Linked DNA regions of Homo sapiens: region 1 is linked to region 2. A link is an interaction called in ENCODE POLR2A ChIA-PET data of the cell type or tissue named here. Cell type or tissue: A673. All regions are shown on one strand.

The links. ChIA-PET counts read pairs that join two places held together with the same protein. Peaks named below come from ENCODE experiments on the same cell type or tissue, not always from the same donor. Only the 100,000 strongest peaks of a DNase experiment are listed, where the experiment ranks them.
Region 1: POLR2A ChIA-PET joins it to region 2 with 13 read pairs; 4 of 35 experiments call an interaction of 5 or more read pairs at or near these places.

Annotation. Positions count from the first base shown.
Region 1 is chr9:100,061,934-100,064,433 of GRCh38, forward strand. All of the region lies in intron 1 of ERP44 (endoplasmic reticulum protein 44), which reads right to left. Among named protein-coding and RNA genes, the nearest start is that of ERP44, 36 kb to the right of the region's middle. In A673, no CTCF peak of the experiment used is centred here; a DNase peak (open chromatin) is centred at 1,438.
Region 2 is chr9:100,276,343-100,278,842 of GRCh38, forward strand. All of the region lies in intron 12 of INVS (inversin), which reads left to right. LOC124902235 (a long non-coding RNA gene) reads right to left here. Exons shown (of 2, transcript XR_007061700.1): 2 at 1-1,179. Among named protein-coding and RNA genes, the nearest start is that of TEX10, 75 kb to the right of the region's middle. In A673, no CTCF peak of the experiment used is centred here; DNase peaks (open chromatin) are centred at 1,039 and 1,359.

The DNA of each region.
Region 1 (2,500 bases), 210 kb before region 2:
AAGCAAAAAGGTCTCCCTGACCTTCTCCTGCCCTTCTTCCCTAAAACAGGTCATAAAATAATTCTCTGACATTACTCTAAAGTAGGTCTTAAGACCCCGCTAAGAGACGTATCCTCTAGACCCTGAGAAAAGGAATATCCCAATCTCTGCGGACACAGAGATACCAAGAAGAATCTAAACTAACAGTTTCCCCAGTTTATTACTATTAGATCATACCCCCTTTGTCCAGTCGTATGTCTGTACATCAACCTATGAATAAAAATAAAGTTTTTCCCACTTCTTTGGGTTGTAATTTCTGAAGGCTCCCATGTCATGTAAAACTTATATTAAATAAATTTGTATGCTTTTCTCTTGTTAATCTACCTTTTATTATAGGAGTCTCAGATATGAACCTAGAGATGGGTAAGAAATCTTTTCTACTCTACATTATCAATGTCTTAATAACAGATCCTGGCTTCATAAGTATCTGACCAGTTCTAGATAACTGTGGAACCCAATAATATTGGTAATAGCAAGATTTTACACCTGTGTGCTAAAGAAAAACTTAAGAAGGCAGAAAAATATTATCATAGAACAATGAAGTTGGCATTATTGAAGTCAAGTCATTAAATAATTCAATAATATTTACAGTGTCTACTAGGTACTGAGGGCACAAATGCATACGGCATGGTGTGCGCTACCTCAAATCTGGGTAAGTGGTATAGCCATCACTCAAACATCTATCATTTCTTTGTGTTGGGAACACTCCAAATCCACTCTTTTGGTTATTCTGAAATATTTTTGAAGAGTTAATTATCATCTATCAAAATATGTAGAGAGAATATATGTTTAAAATCTAAAGTTAATAGCTTTTTACTAGCTGGACACAGTGACTCATGCCTATAATCCCAGCACTTTGGGAGGCCAAGGCAGGAGGACCCCTTGAGGCCAGAAGTTTAAGACCTGCCTAGGCAACATAGCAAGACCCTGTCTCTACAAAAAACTTAAAAAATTAGCCAGGCATGGTGGCACATGCCTGTAGTCCTAGCTACTGGGGAGGCTGAGGCCACTGGATCACTTGAACCCAGAAGTTCGAGTTTGCAGTGAGCTATGATTGTGCCACTGCACTCCAGCCTGGATGACAGAACAGGACCCTGTCTCACAAAAAAAAAAAAAAAAAAGAGAGAGAGAGAGGGAAATTGATTTTACCTTGAAATACTTACATGGCAAAAATATTTACATGCTAAGTAATGGCAAAAATGAGGCAATGATCAATTTGGCTGTATTAAATAGATAACTATTACTTTAAAAATACTGTGCTAATAAATATGCAAGTGATAAGATTGGTATTTTGCTAACAGTTGTGTTTGTTAAGAGGGCCCAAAGCAAGAAAACTCTCTGACCCAGTAATCTCTGCTCCCTGTAGGGTGTAAAGGAGGCAGTTTCCTGTTAGCTTATCATTAACATTTCTATTAATATGCAGTATGAAGGGAAAGACGGGTTGTTTATTTGAACTGTTAGTAAGCTCCACTAGTCGGACAAATTGTTTTTTTTCCTGTCAGCCCTGGGCAGCAACAAGATTCTCCCGGGAAAACATCTTCATGTGTCAAATGCTATAGTGCTTAAGTAAAATAAAGTATGACTCCAGACCATAAAGCTTTTGATAGGGATCATTAATTTTTGTTTTCAATTTAGACTTGAATAAAACTTTTAAATTTACGTTAAAAACAAAATAAAAACTTACATGGAAATTTTCATAGATCTTAATAGTCATGAAGAATATAGTCTCTAATGATGAAATATTTAGACAACATATACAAATATACAGATATGAACTTAGGAAGTATTTTACAACTTGGTCATTCTCTCCAGCTTATTAGCTCATTTTCTTGCCAAGAAAGCAGAGCAGAGTGGCATCTTTAATCATCTCTCATAATTCATTAGATAACTCCTCCATGCATTTACTGTACCAACTATTACAACATTTCAGCCTAGTGATGGGATCTCATATAAAAAGGCATACCAGTAAAATGGCAAATACCATACCCAAATTCATTTAAAAGACTAATAAAAGTGAAAGGCTAGCTTTCAATAGCAGGAGCTTCTTCAGCAAGGAAAGAATGTTTTCTTCCATTAGATGGTTATTAAAAATTTATATCTCTCCCTGCTCTGAACACCAAGAGCACTTTCTATAGGGTGTTAACATATTATTCTGTCTTTAAGAAACAAATTAATTCTATCCTTAAATTAGTTATTTGCACTGGTGTCTTACTTCCTCCAACAGACGGGGAGTACCTTGAAAGTAGAGACCACCTTATTCAATTTTGTATCCCACAGATCACTGTACCCTGTTTGTACACAAGAAACATTCAAATATGTACTAAATGAATGATTAGATGGATGAATAGGTAGATGATGTTAACACACTAAGAATTTAGAGAGACGATATTGGATATGAGAAGTAGGAGGAAAAGGTCCAGAAATTGAAATTGCGAACAAACATTTTAACATGTTTGAGGAA
Region 2 (2,500 bases):
GACTCTGCAACACACCGACATGCAAATGCAAGCAGCCCATCACCACAGTCTGTCTCTCTTCTGGCCTTTTTATGTGCTTGCTAGTGCTGCTACCATTGATTGTATGCATTCCCCCTTTGATAGCCTTTTGCTTTCATTCTTCTGTGCCACCACCACTCTATACAAACCCTCGTTCTTCTTTTTTTTGAGACAGAGTCTTTCTGTCATCCAGGCTGGAGTGCAGTGGCTCGATCTCAGCTCACTGCAACCTCCACCTCCTGGGTTCAAGCCATTCTCCTGCCTTAGCCTCCCAAGTAGCTGAGATTACAGGTGTGTGCCACCACGACCAGCTAATTTTTGTATTTTTAGTAGAGATGGGGTTTCACCATGTTGGCTAGGCTGGTGTCAAACTCCTGACCTCAACCCACCCACCTCAGCCTCGCAAAGAGCTGGGATTACAAGCATGAGCCACCACGCCCAGCCCCCTCATTCTTAAATACCAGCCATGGTGCTCTGTAAGATCCTTCAACATTTCTTTCACTTCCACTTACATTTCTAAGTCTCATTTCTCTCCACTACCACCACCCTCTCACTTGATGTCTCAGCCATCCTGAACTTTCTTCACTTCACTTACTGGGAGACCTGAGCTCCTTCCTGGCTAGTATATGTGATTATGTTTCTAAGAGTTTCATCGTCACGTCCAGTTTTGGTAACCCAGTTCAAACTCTTGTGATGCTTAAGTCCCTTCTACGAGAGATTGTTCTGTGTCCCCAAAAAGTCAAGTGCAAGAAGTCCTGTACCTCTCAAGATAGCATATTCCATTAGTGGAGGGCTCTGTCTAGCAAAAGTTCTTTTCTACCCTTTGGTCTTGAAGCTACCCCTGGAAGCCAAAGAGAAAAATCTAAATCCTTTTTCATAAACCAACTTTCAGATTTTTAAAAAACTGCTCATAACACTTCCATTGCTACTGCTCATCTCCTTTTCACTTGGTAATTAGTCAATGCTCCCGTGAACATCACCAGATTGTTAATGGTTGGCCCATGTGTCTGACTCATCTGCTCACAAAGTCATCTGGCCCATGGGGAATTACTTCCATAGTTCTATTTCATGCCATTCCACTTCTCTGAGCCTCAGATTTTCATCAGTAAAATGGAAAGAGGTTTTCTTAATTCAAGATGGGCTTCAGGGATCCATGGGTACCTGAAATTGTACACAGCATTTTGTGTGTCAGGAGCACATATGCATTTCGTGGGAGAGGATCTATAGATTTTTTTTTATCACATTCTCCAAAGGGGGTCCATGAGTCACACACAAAAAGACAAAAACCACTGGACTAAATGATCTCTAACGTCCCTCCCAGCTCTAACATTCTGTAAGTCAAAGGTCCTAAGACACACGACATTTTCTTATTCCCTTGAGAGGGAGTTAAAGATCAACTATTTCTATGCCTGTTATTCAGTGACAATGAAGAGATAAAAATCTGACAAACCCCTAGACACCATGCAACACCAACTGAAAAGGTTAGAGCTAAATCTTTTTTGTCTCATGAGGTAATATTTTCCTCTCACTGGAAATGATCCAACAGAAGTGGAATTATCATCTCTCCACAATCGTATATAAGGAATTTTTTAAATTATGTGAAGATGCCTATAATCACAGCACTTTAGGAGGCCAAGGCAAGAGGATCGCTTGAGCCCAGGAGTTTGAGACCAGCCCAGCAGTTCAAGACATAGTGAGACCACGTCTCTACAAAAAAATTTTAAAACTAGCCAGTGTGTAGTGGCTTATACCTGTAGTCCCAGCTACTAGGGAGGTGGGAAGATCACTTGAGCCAGGGAGGTTAAGGCTGCAGTGAGCTACATCACACTATTGCACTCCAGCCTGGAAGACAGAGAGAGAGACCCTGTCTCAAAAAAAAAAAAAAAAAAAAAAAATTTATGTGAGGAGCTGGTCTCTGAGATCTCTTCTGAGTCTCTGCTCATGCATACTTCTCCCTCTGCCTGAAATAACCTCTCAGTTTATTCCTCTCTCATTCTTCATATGCAGCCTTTTTCTCCCCGTTTAATTAGTGAGTGTCTCCCACATCCTCCCATAGCCCTATATAGTTACTTCTCCTTTAGCACTCATCACATCTAGAACTCACTGTTGGCAGGAGTGTATGGGTCTGATTCCCTGACTCGATTGTCAGTTTCTTGAGAACAGGGACTGTGTGTTATGTACCTCCACATCTCTAGTACCTTAGAATGTTTGGTATATAGTAAGCATTCAATAAATAAATGTTCAGTAAATTCCCCTACAAAGGGTCTAAAACCTTACATAAGCCATTGATCACTGTAGGCCTTAGTTTCCCCATCTGTCAAACGGAAGGGTTAGACCAAATACTCTCTTAGGTTTCTTTCAGTTCTTATACGTGACTCTCCGTAAGTGTAGAACTTTAACTTGTTTGCCTTGCTCAAGGCAGCAAACACATTATATACCACTCATCCTCACAATGCTCTTTGACACTTACATATTCATTTTG